Regions from separate parts of the Mus musculus genome. Here region 2 is linked to region 1. Evidence: chromatin loops called from intact Hi-C (ENCODE). Cell type or tissue: heart. All regions are shown on one strand.

The links. Hi-C counts contacts between places; a loop is a spot of excess contacts. Peaks named below come from ENCODE experiments on the same cell type or tissue, not always from the same donor. Only the 100,000 strongest peaks of a DNase experiment are listed, where the experiment ranks them.
Region 2: a loop joins it to region 1, with 2.2 times the contacts of the local background. A loop is called at or near these places in 2 of 42 quality-filtered maps.

What each region holds. Positions count from the first base shown.
Region 1 is chr12:40,556,041-40,564,040 of GRCm38, forward strand. All of the region lies in intron 1 of Dock4 (dedicator of cytokinesis 4), which reads left to right. Among named protein-coding and RNA genes, the nearest start is that of Dock4, 110 kb to the left of the region's middle. In heart, no CTCF peak of the experiment used is centred here; a DNase peak (open chromatin) is centred at 3,281.
Region 2 is chr12:40,252,921-40,260,920 of GRCm38, forward strand. No RefSeq gene overlaps it. Among named protein-coding and RNA genes, the nearest start is that of Gm40403, 8.8 kb to the left of the region's middle. In heart, a CTCF peak has its summit at 3,317; a DNase peak (open chromatin) is centred at 4,491.

The DNA of each region.
Region 1 (8,000 bases):
CTCCCATGAAGGTGGGTTAGAAGACGATGGAAATTATTTGCCAAACAGAACTAAAATTGCTGGGGTCAATGGTGTGATCACCTAACAAGGTTTTTGCGTTATTCTAATTTCCCCAAATCAATCCTTCTTTCTCATCACTTGATTCACGCCCTCAGTGAGTGTGGTAAAGACTCCTATTCAGACGAGGAGATATAAGTTCCACGTGGGACTTAAGGTTTTCTCCTGTAAAGTGAAGTTCTCGTCTTGTCTATTTTAGATTCTTGCTTGCCTTTTTCTGTACTTTGCTCTGTTTCTTTCTTTCTTTTTTCTTTTTCCCCCAGAAAGTGAGTTTTGTTGCCATGGACTTGACTCTGGGAAATAAGGAGGTAATGTGTAAAGATAAACTCTGGAAGTTTATTCATTTTGTTATAATAACCAACTTAGGTAATTTACTATAAATTCTAGACTTCAGATTGTTAACTTTTCTTTCTTTCTTTTTTTTTAGATATTTACTTTATAAACATTTCAAATGTTGTCCCCTTTCCTGGTTTCCCCTCCAAAAACCCCCTATCCCCTTTTCCCTCTCCCTCCTCACAGCTTACCCACTCCCACTTCCTGGCCCTGGCATTCCCCTACACTGGGGGTGGGGGCGTAGAACCTTCACAGGACCAAGGGCCTCTCCTCCCATTGATGACTGACTAGGCCATCCTTCCTCTGCTACATATGCAGCTGGAGCCATGAGTTCCACCATGTGTGATCTTTGGTTGGTGGTTTAGTCCCTGGGAGCTCTGGGGGTACTGGTTAGTTCATATTGTTGTTCCTCCTATGGGGATGCAAACCCCTTCAGCTTCTTGGGTCCTTTTTCTAGCTCCTTCATTGGGGACCCTGTGCTCAGTCCAATGGTAGGCTGCAAGGATCCACTTCTGTATTTGTCAGGCACTGGTGGAGCCTCTCCGTAGACAGCTTTATCAGGCTTCTGTCAGTAAGCACTTGTTGGCACCCACAAAAGTGTCTGGGTTTGGTGATTGTATATGGAATCAAGCAACTCATAGAACTGCCAGCAGGAAATTGTCCCATCTCCGGGTGCTTGCAAATGTAACAAATGGAATGATAGATATGAGAACCTGGGGAGATGGTGCTGGCTTCAAACATAAAATGAAATAGTTTTCAGCTATAGGGATGCCATATAAATATAGATGCTGTAATTCCTAATATGTAATCACTCCACTTCAGTGGCATTGAAATTTACTTTACCTCAGTGCAGTTGATGGAGGAAGGGCCTGTTAAGAAGATTAGTGTAATGAACCCACTGAAAAAAGTACATTATAAAATGAGAACATTATTTTGGAGATGACTAATGGTAAGTATAATTACTGCTAATTTCATGTATGCTTAATCTGTCTTAACACAGGCCCAGTCTTCTTTTACCTGACCACCTCTATAATAAATCAAAAAAAAAGTGTTTCATTATTTTAATATATTCCACAATCAGTAATATTAATTCAACATGTATTTCTAACAAAATTACGTAGATCAGATTTTTACCATGTTTAGAAGCATGACATAGTTTTTGGTTGCATTAAAACACTATTGAAATCATGTAGCTGCTTTGTCAAGTGCTGTGGTAGTTAGTATTTTTCTTTCCCTTCTCCTTTTCAGTTAGCAATCTATAAGCCAAGATATGCATTAAATGGAATGTAATGTGAGAGGAGAAAGTGAGGTCATGGCTGCCCATAAGTGCCTTCTCATCTCCATTAGTCAAGGGTTTAATTTAATAATGCCTTCCCTGCATTACATACAGGAAGGAAAAAGACTTTTGAGATAGGCAACAATTATGTTGTTTGATTTGATGGGAAATCCCGTCCTGTCTGGGGCTTTCCAATCCTATTTTTCTCCCCCAACCCTCAGGGGATGAGAAGTCTATTTGAACCACAGAAACCCCACCTCTCCTTCCTTCTTTCCTTGGCTCTCTGGACACTTACCCCATCCTAGACCTACCAATGGACCATAGCAGTGGCTGGTAATTTACCCACTGGCATCACTATTCTTTGTGTGTATTCCCAGGTCTTCTGTTAGGTGTTGAGACCTCACTTAGCATGGTTCCATTAGCAGAGATGCTATTCATCGCAGACATGGTGCATGTGAGCGATGTTCGTTGAATTGTATTGCCCCCTTGCTCTGTCATCCCCAACTCTTAGTCTTGACATTGTGGACTATGATCTTTGAATAGATTTTTTTTTCATTAGTGAGCCCCATATTTAATTGCCAAATTTCTTTTCGGTCCCCTAAAAAAACCCAACTATGTAGTATTTATTAAATATGAGCTTTGCATGAAATATTGTATGGAACTGTTAACAATAGTTTATTCTTACTTCTATTCATAAAACATTTCCAGTAGACCAGGCATGAGGCTCACAACTTTAATCCTAGCACATGGGAGGCAGAGGCAGGCAGGTCTCTCAATTCAAAGCGTAGAATATAGATCATTCTAGGGCAACCTGGAGTATATAGTACCAAAACCCAGAATCTGGAAAAAAGAAAGAAAGAAGGAGGGGGGTGGAGAGCAGAAGGGGAAAGAATCAGAGACAAAAGACAGGACAAATGGAAGAAAAATCAGAAGTTTCAGAGGATTCTATAGTGTTTATATAATATTTCTGTGAATTGCTGTTTTTCATGTTGTACACTATGATGAACTCTGAGCTACAGTTGTCTCCTGGAGGCTGAGTTATTGTAATGCAGCTTGACTTTGTCCTGTGTGGTTCTCTGGCCTCCCTACTTCCTTCAGTTGTCCACATGACTTGTCTTCCCCTGGTGCCCCGTTTCTTCTTCCTGTTTCAGCTCTGTCCAGTCACTTCTGTCCCGGTATTTTTGTTCCCCCCCCCCAACTTTTTTTCTCAGTCATTGATGGCCTGTTGCCTGTGGGCTTCTTGATGGACGCAGTAGGAATGCACACCTGCAGTCATCCATGTCTTAAGCCTTTCTTTGTGACGTTGCACAGCTGGAGCTGGTACTTACACTGACTCTTACTCTTACACACTACAGATTTTCCATGGCATGAATATATCTTTGTAACAGTGAGGTACCTTGCCATCGCCACTCAGGGGCCAGCTCGCTGTATTCTAGCGATGGTGACCGGGATGGTTAGAGGCTGTGAAAAATGACATGACTTGATTCCTTTCCAGATTAGTATCTAGGAGTTGTGCAACAGTTCTCTGGAACAGAGGAACTGTGTCATCCGTTTCTACCAGACGTGAAAACAAAAGTCTGCCATACGTCTGTGCCTGTGGCCAGATCGATGGGAAGTTCTGTTCCTGTGTGTTGCCGCCAGTACAGAGCTGCACGTGATCTCGTCTTGAGCAACTCAGTCAGGCACAGGAAATTGAGCCATGGCTAAATTATGTGTCAGGGAAGAAGAATTTCTGAAATGTTGTCTAAGTGAACATTGGCATAGATAAGACATTTCCCTATCAATACAAGAAAACAATCTAAAAGAAATACAAGCTCAAAATTTTATTTATAGAATGTCCAGTTTGCCCTGTTAGGTAGAATTGCTAGATTTAGCAAAGAAAAGCTTGTGATACCAGTCAGGCAGTATAAGTATGTCCCATGTAACATAGGACACATGCTTATATTAAAATCTTACTGCTGGTTCCATTTGACCTCTGTATTTAGTTGGATATCATTTTTCTAGTAATTTTACTTACTTTTCAGGAAGTGTATTAATTCGTGTTTCCCTAATGGCAAATTAGAGTACGGATTTTTTTTTTAAACAAATAATGTTTTAAAAATTTGTCCAAACATTTGCTCCCCCGATAGACACTTATTTAAATAAGGAATGATATGAATTTAAGGGTTAGTCGAACAGGCGTCCCTATAGGTATGGTATATTAAAAGTGAAGATAAGGCATCTTGGAAATGAGAAAGAAGGATTTACAGTTTCTGTCGACCAGAAAGCTCTTTGTCTCTGTTCTACTCTTGGGTTCTAAGTATGTTCTCCGGAGACTATGAAAAATAGGAGTTAGTGCTTGTTGAGTTCCGTTATATGAATGGGCCCACTGTTTCTTTTTAGTTTCTCTTTCTCACAGTTGCCATAAGAGATATGATAGGTGCGTATGATATAGCCATTTTGCAGATCAGTCTGGCTTTAGACACCGAGTGTCCTTCGTTAGTCTCCCGACTGGCTGGTTTATACAGTTACGTTCCACCTTGCTAAGCTCAGTGCAGGGATTTTAATGGCCATTGTACTGGATGCTAGGCCATGTAGGTCTTGTTTTGTTTTCTATGTGAGTAACATACTTTACATAGCTAATTTACAATGAGTTTTTATTTTATTATATTTTGAGACAATATCCGTAGCCTGGCCTCAAATCCCTGGCAATAATTCTGCTTCTTACTCCTCAGTATTCTGTATGTAGGCATGAGCCACCATGCCTGTGCCTGGCATTTCATTTGTGTAATGTTATATCCATCTTGCTGCTAATGATTAAACTTTGTTGTTGTTTTTAATTTAACTTGTTTTTTATGTATTCACTTTATGTCCCACTCACTACCCACCCCCCTACTCACCTCCCTCCCACAATCATTCTCCCTTCCCCCTCCCCTTCATCTCTGAGTGGGTGGGGAGCCCCTCTGGTTCTCCCCGCCCCCCACCCCCACCCCCTGCAATTCAAGTTTTTGCAAGACTAGATGCTTCCTCTCCCACTGAGGCCAGACAAGGCAGCCCAGCTAGTAGAATATATCCCACAGACAGGGGTATATATTCAGCTTTTGGGGTAGTGCGTGTTCCAGTTGTTTAGGACCCACAGGAAGGCCAAGCTGCACATCTGCTACATATGTACAGGGAGGCCTAGGTCCAGCCTGTTATGTTCCTTGGTTGGTGGGTCAGACTCTGTGAACCCCAAGGGTCCAGGTTGGTCGACTGTGTTGGTCTTCCTGTAGAGTTCTTATCCCCTTCAGGGCCTGTCATCCTTCCTTCCATTCTTCCCTAAGTGTCCCCAAGCTCCATCCACTGTTGGCTGTGGGTGTGTATATCTGTTGGAGTCAACTGCTGGGCAGAACCTTTCAGAGGACAACGTGATCCTGTCTGCAAGCATAACACAGTATCATTAATAGTGTTAGGGGTTGGTGCTTGCCCATGGGATGGGTCTCAAGTTGGGCTGGTTATTGGTTGCCCATCCCCTCACTCTCTGCTCCCTCCCCCATGTCAGCATTATTTGTAGATAGGACAAACCTTGGGCTGAAAGCTTTCTGGGTGGATAAAACTTTATTTTTATGTACTATTCTAGTACGTGCATGCATGTATGTGTGTGAGTGTGTATGTGTGTGTGTGTATGTGTGTGTGTGAGAGACAGAGAGACAGAGAGAGAGAGAGAGAGAGAGAGAGAAAGAGAGCACACTTGTTTTGTCATTCATTCATTGGTATACATCTAGGTTTGTGCCTAGCTTACTTATGAGTAGTGCGGTAGTAAACATATAGATGAGCTGTCACATTGCCAGACTGACTTCCCTCCTTTGCATAGATACCCAGAGGTTACTCTAAATAGTGTAAGAGAGTCCCCTTTACTTAACATCCTTTGCAATATTAATATTTTGCAATATTGGTTTTATTATAATTGTTAATTTTGTTTTAAGACAGTATATAACCTATGGTTCTCTCCTCCCTCAGGCTCCCTAGACCACCAGCATGCACCACCATGCATAGTGATTTTTGTCTTATACATCAGAGCCATTCTACCTGTGGTGAGACAGTATCTCGGTGTGCGTTAGATGTTCATTTCCTGGATGTTCAGTGATTAGTTGAATGCTTTTTGCTTAGACTTTGGCCATTTGTGTATCCTCTGTTGAGAAATGTCTGTTCTGGTTATTTGCCCATTTTTAATTAGATTATTGCTTTTATTGTTATTTTGTTCAGTGCTTGGTTTTTATTTGTTTGTTTTTAATTGTACTTTTAGCCAGGTTAAAACATACTGTTGTCTGCATAGTATTGTTAAGAGTCTTTAAAGTTTATTCATTTTCAACAGTTATAAAAGATACCTGGGAATTCAGTTATACTTGTTAAGCCTTAGAGCTTCTTTTATTTTGCCTCACTCTGCTTACCTACCACATTGTAGAAGCTTATGCAATTCACTGGTAGTAATCATCTGTGTCGAGAGTGGCCCCCAGGCTCAGGTGCATGGTTGAGTGCATGAGGGAATTCTCTCCGCATTGATACTTGACATTCCCCTGCCTCTGCTTCCCTCTAGCTAGCTGACTGTGGGCATCCTGTAGGGTTGTAACACACTACTTCTCTATCCAGTCTTTGGGAAGGCAGCTTGCAGATTGGTTATGGCAGTTTCTTCCCAGTTACCTCTTACGTTCCTTTCTTTTGCTAATTTCCAGCAATTCTACTGAGTTTTATTTGCTTCTCATTCATTTGTGTGTGTGTGTGTGTCTGTCTGTGTGTGTGTGTGTATGTGTGGGAACTTCTTATAGCTGTTTCTTCTGCAGTGTTTCAGTCAAATAAACATATTATCATACCTTAAATTTGCTCATTTACTCTCTTTTACCCCAAAGGTATTCAAATGAATAGCTTTTTATGAAATAATTGAGAGTATTAAGCAAAAATTATAAGTATTATTCAAAGCTTTTTAATGCCGACATTCAGCATAGACTGTTGCTCTGGTACTCCAGATAAATAACTGGCATGTTAACACACACACACATTCATAAATGATAAGTCTCTTTGAAGGTACGTGAAAGTGCTAGCATTTCAAACTCCAGTCAGTTAGGACTCCAAAGTGCATGGCGCTGTGACTCATTATGGAGAGCTGATGACTGACTTATGCCTGAGACTCATTCTAAACACCTCTCCCGTCACGCTTCCCGTCACTGGAGAAGCAATTCATAACTCTGTCTTATAAGCAATCTACGTTTTAAACATACTCTAGTTTCCATAAATATTTTGTAATATAAAAAGTATAAAAGAAAAAAAATCTTTCACTTTCCTTCCATATAGTCCTTCCTACCAAAACCATGTTACTATTATATTAGGTTTTTTTTTCCTTCCTAATGAGAATGAATGCAAGTAGGTTATTCCTGCTAGTGTGGCATGGGTCAACTTTTGTTGTGCGTTCTTTTTTCTGTTTTGCTAGTTTAGTATGGGGGCATTCAGATAAGGGAGGGGAAGTTTTATCCTAAACATTATTTTTCTCAGAGAAGTTTACTGATTCCGGGATTTGAAGTCCTGGTTCCCGGCAAACTTCAACTTTATTCATGAGCATTTAGCCCCTCTTTCTCTGTTCTTTTGATTCTTACCTCCCTATTTTTTTTCTCCAATTTTTAGCTTCTTGGTGAATAAAATCACGCAACTCAACCCCATTTACCTCATAACTTGCCATTTATTCTGAACACCTCTCTTCGTGCGAAGAATCTCCAGAGTGTTCATGCCTGTTCCCTACTGTGAGAAATATCAGCAGTCGGCATCCTCACAGTGCTAGCTATTTCTTAATTGAATGTAATACTACTTCCTGAACCGTCTCACCTGTGCAATGTGTCCTTCTCAGCTACATTATCTAGGTTGCAGAACCTGAGGCCCCACAAATTGAAATGTTCTAAGATCAATTTTGAGTTACCATGAAAAAAATTTTTTTCTTTAATTTCATTTTGTTGGGTAAAAAAAAAAAAAAAAAAAAAAAAAAAAAAAACAACCCTGACCATTCTTTACAGAGAATTTAGTATTCATGTGAGAATCACAAAAAAGAAGTAACCAGACTTCCAAATTAGATGAGTGTTTGGGGAAATGTGAATTAAGTAAGCCACTGGAGGATATCCAAATATTGCAAAACATGTTTTGAAAATACCAAGTGGAATTCCATAAATAATAAAAAAAAAATGAAAAAAAGAAAGAAAGAAAGGAAAAAAAAGCCATCTGCCTTTGATCACCAACTAATCTGTGGAAGTGTCCCATGGTGTCCCAAACTCTTCTCAGCTGTTCATAAGTTGACCATTTAATACGAAAACAGAATAGAAAGCATTTAACCCTT
Region 2 (8,000 bases), 300 kb before region 1:
CAACAACAACAACAACAAAAAACCAAACAAAATGAAATGTTTATAATTTTTAAAATTTATGTCTCTACAAACATAATCAATGTTAAATAGCTTTTCAGATATTTGAGGGTCATTTTTTAGAGAGGGGAGTGGGATTTCTCTTTGTAGCCCTGGCTATCTGTAGACCAGGTTAGCCTTGAATTTAGACATATGCCTGTTACTGCTTCCAGTGTACTGGGATTAAAGACATGCAACACCATGCCTGGCTAGGGCCACCATTTAAATTGTGTTGTTCTTCTCTGAACAACTAGTTCACATCTTTGGTCTCTTATCCTCCTTTTTAGGGGAGTTCCTGAACACTCTCATGTGGTACTTAGATTGATATGTAGTGCAGCCCCTTGTCCAGTCACACAGGCTACTTTGTGTGTCACCCGTGGAATCAGACTCCTCTCTGTGTCTGTTTCGCACCTTCTTCTGTACTCACTTAGAGAACTACAGCAGGAAGCAGCTGGACACACCCGGAGGAAAGCTGGCCATCTCGGTGACTCATCTTACTTTAATCTTAGTCCCACAAACCTCAAGTATTACCTCAGTGTCACTGTGCAGTACACTGCCTCGCCCATTGTCTCTTGCTCACCTAGACATGCCCTCAATCTTTTCCTGTCCTCACTGACTGACACAACAACAACAACAACAAAATAGAAAACCAACAGAGCATCTGTTGAACACACAATAATAACCATAACCACCTAACCTGATCCAACATAACCCACCTCTAGCAAAAGTACAAAATGATGCCAGGGAACAAGAACTAAAAATAAATAATCAAACAAACAAATCATGTATCATTAGCATAAGTAGGAGGTAGAATAATATAATCACTCATAAGTATCCATAGGGGACTGATTCCATGGCCCAGAACATCACAATTTTTTTCTTTTTTCTTTTTTTATTAATCATTCCATTTGTTTACATCTCAAATGCTATCCCACTTTCCCGGTTGCCTTTTCACAAACCCCCTATCCCACATCCACCCTCCCCCACCCCTGCCCTTTGCCTCTGTGAGAGTGCTCCCCCACCCACCCACACTCTCCCGCCCCACTGCTCCAGCATCCCCCTATGCTATGGCATCAAACTTCCCCTGAACCAAGGGCTTCCCCTCCCACTGATGTCAGATGAGGCCATCCTCTGCTACATATGTATCTGGAGCTGTGGATCCCTCCCTGTACACTCCTTGGTTGGTGGTCTAATCCCTGGGAGACATCACAATTTTTGAGTGCTCAACTCCCTCATATAAAATAATGGCAAATAGTAAAATGTGCAGACCATCTACTTTGAATCACATGTACATTATCTGTAATACCTAATGCATTGTAAAAGAGTGTATTACAACAAGAAAAACATCTGCACATGTCAGCATACATGGAGCTGTTCTCAAAAACACTTTCTTCTACAATTGGCTCCAACTGTACCTACGGACGTGAAGGGCCAACTGAACTGAGTTTACTTCAGCTTTCAATGGAGCTCCAAATCAAAATCCAAGAGAAGCAGTTGCTGCAGAACTTCCTCCAGACGCTAGATTGTCAGGAATCGCTCAAGCGGAGAGAGGAGGTGTGAGCAAAACTTCCATACCTGCATGTGGAATCAACACCAGCAGTGTCAGGATGAATCTGGGACTGTGTGAACTTCAGTCCTCCAACTTGCCCCACAGAGAAGGGGTAGTCTTACTGGCCTTAACTAAGTGTGTGTGCTCTGCCTTGACCACTGTGAATAGGCTAGGGATGCCTGGCAAGGCAGGACAAGCTCAGGGGGATCTCACCCAAGGAAGACCAGGGAGCTGTTAGGCCCTAGTTCCTCTGGCTATGGTCTCGTTTGGTTTGTATTCAGCTGACGGTGCTGAACGTGAATAACGCAAATCAATGACAAACCGATGCAGAACGACACTCCCAGTGCACTGGGTGACAACTTTCTTAATGAAACTGAACTCCTGGCTTATTGATGTCTTGATAAGAAGTGGGCGCTACAGAGAGATTTTCATGCCTGGTATACACATTGTCAAGTAGGCATTTGCTAGACAGACCCCAAAACCAGCAGGATAAAGTATATATCCGAGATCCACATGGATGTCTAGTTGGCATGTTCTCAGAGAGGTTTCAATGTTGCCAGCAGAGGGCAAGAGAATATTTACCTGTCTAAGAACTGTGGACTTAACCACGTTTGCAACGGCGCTGTGGAGGTGTCTCTGGGAAAACAAGTTATATAACCATTATGAACATGGACCTCTGGGAGGAAAATGTATTTAGAAACTATATGTTGGAATCAGAAATGAATCCCCATTAGCATTGCAACAGATCATTTTTACTTATAAAAAAAAAGACCTTTTCTAAATGGTGCACATATTTTTTAAAAAGATTTATTTATTTATTTATTATGTGTAAGTACACCGTAGCTGGCTTCAGACACACCAGAAGAGGGTGTCAGATCTCATTACGGGTGGTTGTGAGCCACCATGTGGTTGCTGGGATTTGAACTCAGGACCTTCAGAAGAGCAGTCAGTGCTCTTACCCACTGAGCCATCTCTGCAGCCCCACATATTTCACTACAGATCCTTAGATGCTTGACAAAAGCATGGGCCTATTTCTAAGTAGTGCAAGTTGATATTTTTTAGGAACAGATTTATTTGAAGATCCTATAGAAACATTGTCCCTAAAACCTTAACAAACATTAAGGGGCAATGGCAGCGATTTATTATATAGATTTCAAAACTAAGTTTCCTTAAAGCATGGGAAGCATGCAATGACATTCACCGAGGAGACTACCATTGAAAATAAACACAGACCATGGGTAGGTGAAGGACAGAGGAAAGGTCCTCCAGTAGGCAGAGGACAAACATAGGATTAGACCTTAGGGAACCTGTGATGTCAGTGGCCAAGTGTCTGCTCTCCCTAACGCTTATCAGAAGTTTACTTGTTGTTCTGACGTGGCCCCACTGGAGGGGTTGTGGCACAGGTCCTCCACGTGTTGAAAATGAGCTAGGGTTTGGGTAACAGACCTGGGTGTGATACCTGGAGCCGCTGGAAAGGGGTTAATATTGTAGTAAATTTGAAGTAGCAACAGGGGGGAAAGTCAGCTGGGCAAAAGGCCTGGGATTCTGGCTCTACCACAGTCATGATCTGGATGAAGTCTTCTGCCTCTGTTTGTTTTTATTTTGTTCTGTGTATTGTGTTAGGTGTGTACCTAGAGCCTTGTGTGTGCTAGGCATGTACTGAAGTGCTGAGCTACACCTCCAGTCCACATTTTCAAGTGTTAAATAACAGTTTGCCACTAGGGGATCCCCAAGGTTCCTTCCTATTCATAGAGTCAATAATGGCTTTTGTGTTGTCCCCACCTTAACATTCCCCATCTCAGTTAACACATGAGCTTATAAAAGTGAGAATAAGATGCTAGTTTTTCTGCAAAAACAAAACAAAACAAACAACAAACCAGGTAATTGAGGAAAGGACTCCTATATGACTCTAATAGGCCTTTCCAGTAGGAATTTCTGATTTGAAAGCACAAGGAAATTAATATCCTTTCATTTATTTCATGTGGATGGGTTTGTGCATGCTTCAACCTGCTTCAAGCTGTAATGCATATTGCTTGTATATAACTGTATTCCTTGGGGCTTCTTCAGTAGACAGGATACTTCTTCAATGTGGAGAGGCCATTACCTGCCACCAAATTTTAGACTGTCTGCAGTAGCTGACATGAAATAAATGTTCAGTCACAGAGACTTCCACTTGAAGGAACAAGATATTTAGAACCAGGCCTTTCCAGAACTGCCCTTCGCACAACAGTCATGCCTGGCAGAATTGAGGGCACTTGACTGTAAGTATCTGCTTCTGTCTCAGTCAGCTGCTGGTACGGCCTCTCAGAGGACAGCCATGCCAGGCTCTTGTCTGTAAACATACTGTAATAGCATGAGTGTCAGACTTTTGTGTCTTCTTCTTCTTCTCTTTCTTCTTCTTCTTCTTCTTCTTCTTCTTCTTCTTCTTCTTCTTCTTCTTCTTCTTCTTCTTCTTCTTCTTCTTCCTCCTCCTCCTCTTCCTCCTCCTCCTCCTCTTTTTTTGTTTTGTTTTGTTTTGTTTTTTTCAAGACAGGGTTTCTCTGTGTAGCCCTGGCTGTCCTGGAGCTCACTCTGTAGAACAGGCTGGCCTCAAAGACTCTTTCTTTTTGCTTTGATCAGTCCTCACACTGCTGTCAAGAAAATGAAGGAAAGTCTTTATTGTCAGCCCGTCTTGTCTTCCAAACGATCACTCATAAAAAGAGCAAGTTTTGAGCAGACATTTATTTAGTCTATGGCATCCACCAAATGAGTCTCCACAAATTTAATCTCTACATTTCTCCCTCATTGCTTAGTTTGTTGTGCTTCTCGGGCTTTTCTGTGAAAAGAACTCTATTTTAACAGACTACCAGATTATTCCTGGAGACAGCCCTAGGCCAACTCTGCACGCACGCGTTTCTGCAATAGCCCAACAGAGGGCAGCACAACACTGCTGGCTCCTCCCGTGTGGGCTGCGGTGGTTGTCAAAGGATTTCAGTTTTGAAAAGCTGAGCTCCTATCTGCTCAAGAATTTAGAGTAGAACTTTAGACAAAGGATCTTTAATTGCATGCCGATAAAACGTCAAAACTATTGTGCATGAAGTAACTGGGCTTTAAAAAAATAACTTTTAAAACAATGCATTCAGGATTAGGTGACAGGCTTGCCGCTGTGAGCAAAATTCTTTTTTTTTTTTTTAACTCATCAAAAAAGCTTCAGCCTGTGAGGAAATTCTTACAATCTCCTCTGTAAATCACTGGGCTGAGCCTTCCTACCTTTGGATTACATAATAGTACCATATGCCAAAATGGATGGTCTGCAGATTCGGGTAACCCATTTTTAACTATAAAGGAGAGGTTTTGGGTTTTTTTGTTTTGTTTTTTGTTGTTGGTTTTCACCTCCCTGTGAAATTTTTAATGACGAGTAAGAGCGGTTGTTTGGAGAAGTTGCTTATTTCACAGAACGCAGCTGTTATGCCTCATGTTAGATGTGAAGAAAGGCATCTGAAGGTGACCTTTCCTCAAGTCTTCTCCATCATAAATAACAATAAGAAAAAAAAAAAGGTTTCCCCAGGTTAGGCAGAGGTTTTTCAACCAAGGCATAGATAACCTATCTGTGCCTAGACTTATGGGGACAGCGGCTTTAGGGTTTCTAAATCAATTCCTAAGGCACCAGTAGGAAACTTAGAAAAAAAAATTCAAGTGGGAAGGTTTCGATTTCTATTGAGCTTAGACACATTCTGAGAGGGAGCATTTAGTGAACAGAAAGATCCAAAGAGTCTGAGGCACGTGTTACTGCCCTCAACGGTATTTAAGGATTCAGGAAATGCAAGAGCTCTCACTGGACATCAGAGCTCGGTACTCCATCATGTTCTCTTGATTTCCAAAAGATTCCAGATCCGTCTCTAACTCGCAAAACATGTTAAATCTAAATTAAAAAAACAGAAATAAATGAGGTACACTGTCAAATCTCAGGGTGCACAGCCAACGAATGTCCTTTCTATGCAGCTGGGAGCCCTTAAGAAGGGCCTGTTCCGCTTCAGCCCTCCAGCACATGCAGGACCAGTCACCTTCTGTTCTCTAAGCTCCATCCTGGGTGGCATAAAGAAGCCCCCTCATGTGTGTGTGCTCCTCAACTTAGGAGCTATAGTAAAGCCGCCTATTGCTGGTACTTGTTCCACTTTAAGTGGTTTTGTCCACTCAAGATTGATTTGAAGAGGTTTAAGTAAGCTTCTTTATTGGAGTTTAGCACATATGCAGAAAAGTACAAGAATGTTAGAGGCCTAGGGTGTGGCTCAGTTGGGAAAGATCTCCATTTGAATCCCCAAACACCTACGTAAAAAGCTGGAGGTGGCTTGTAATCCCAGTACTGGGGAAAAGAGGCAGGAAGAACCCTGGCATTTCCTGGCCAGCCAAGTCTAGCCAAATTAGTGAGTTCCAGATTGACCAAGAGACCATGCATCAACAAGTATGGTGGCGAGCAATCCAGGAAGATACTCGAGGTTAACTTATGGTCTAGACACACACAAGTGAACATATGTATGCACACACACAAAGAGAGTACACCGTGAGTATAACTCAATGAAGAAACATTATCAAACAGATTAATCAAAGAAGACTTAAAAAAAAAAAAAAAAGCAATGTTCTAGGTGGCAGATGTCAGGAGAGCAATGCTAAGTGACTAAGTAAGACAGTTCGACACATGTCCCCAGAGTACCTGTGACTCTGGGTGCTTTCTTAGTCTATAAACTATAATGTTTCAAAGAAGCTGAACAGATATTATGTGGTAAGGGGGGACTGAAGAAAGAAAGAATAAAAAAGAGCACAAAGCAGGTTGATTTTTCTTAAGTTCCTTTCCTAGTAGAGGTTGGAGCAGAGAGGGTCATTTAGCCAGCTCCACTGGCTTTCTGAAGATTCATCGGCCCTTTCCCCATTTCTGGGAAAGCAGTATAAACACCGTGAGTCCTTGTTGTGTCAGATCTCCATTGTCTGCATTTCTTTCAGCTTTTTTTTTAGCTTCCAGGTTCCCGTGGGAATGGTTCATTAGTTCAGAATGTAGTATTAGAGGGTTTTTCTAGCCCCAAATTCCAAACTCTTCCATAGTCCCTCCAAACACAAGATCCAAACTTCTAATAACCATTTGGTCAGGTTGATTGGAGCAATGGTCCTACTTCTTGTTAATCAGTTTGCTGGATGTTCCTTCCCCTCATGGCTGAGACAAAATATCTGACCAGAAACTTAACAGAGGAAGGACTTATTGTAGCTCACAGTTGGAGATGCATACAAGCCATCATTGCCAGGATAAGACAGAGACAGAAGCTGGAAGCAGATCATCAAATTGCACCCAAACTTGGGAAGCAGAAAGAGATGATCTCTGGAACTCAAGCTAACTTTCTCCCTTTCATACAGTCTGGGACCCCAGACTCTAGAATGGTGTCATCCGCATTTAGAGCAGTTTTCTCTACCTGAATTACTAGGCCCAGATATTTGTTTCCAAGGTGATTCTAGTGTGTATCAAGCTGACAATCTGTATAAATCATCTCAACTTCCCTCTCTGCTGCTTGTCTGGTAATACAAGCTCAGGCTTGAGCAGAAGTGGTATTTGCAGTAATAGCAGAAAGAGACTAGAAACAGATGTTATATGCTAAGGGTGGCCATAGGGCAAGCAAAGGACATCAAATATGACATAGTCGAAGCAGCTCATTTCACAAGCAGCTACATAACTTTGAATATACATAGCCTATGTAAATAAGTCTGTTGGCTATCACAAAGTTGATCTCTAGCCTGGGAACGTTTTCATTCTTGAGTAGGAGTTTGGGTGAGACAGACAAGCTTTTAAATTAAAATCATAGGGTTATAGCAGGGTGCTATCAAGGTCTCCCTGAAACTTCAAAGCTAGAAAGATTAGAATGACAGCTTGGACATCCTAATCATCCTAAAATGGTCGAGTATCGTGTATAATCTAGGTCCTCTCCAGAAGCGACTCAGGTAGGATAGTCTGCCTCATTAACCCTAGCTCCTTTCCCAGCTGCGTCACGTTGTTCTCAAGTTTCTTTCTAGGGGCAGCACCCTTAGAAGCACATGGCCCCCAAATAACACGACATCTGAAAAAGAAGACAGATTTGGAGTCCTGAGAAAGAAACAAGTTGTCAAGGGTGGGATGTGTGGTGTGTGCTGAGTCTGAAAGAGGCTTCCAAGTCCGTTTTGAGATCTGTGGCCTGTTGGTAGCAGTCAAGTTGCACGCATCCAGGGGCACACCTGACACCCTCTGAGCATTAGAGGGCTTTGCATTGGATTTCTTTGTTTCTAAAGGATTTCTAATTATCTTTTAGTGGAAATGATTACCAGATGGCTTAGTGGGGGAAATCTCTTTCACCTAGAGGAGCGCAATGCTCCCTCTCTAGAAGTGTCCAGTGCCAGGAAATAAATGATTTCTCAGTTA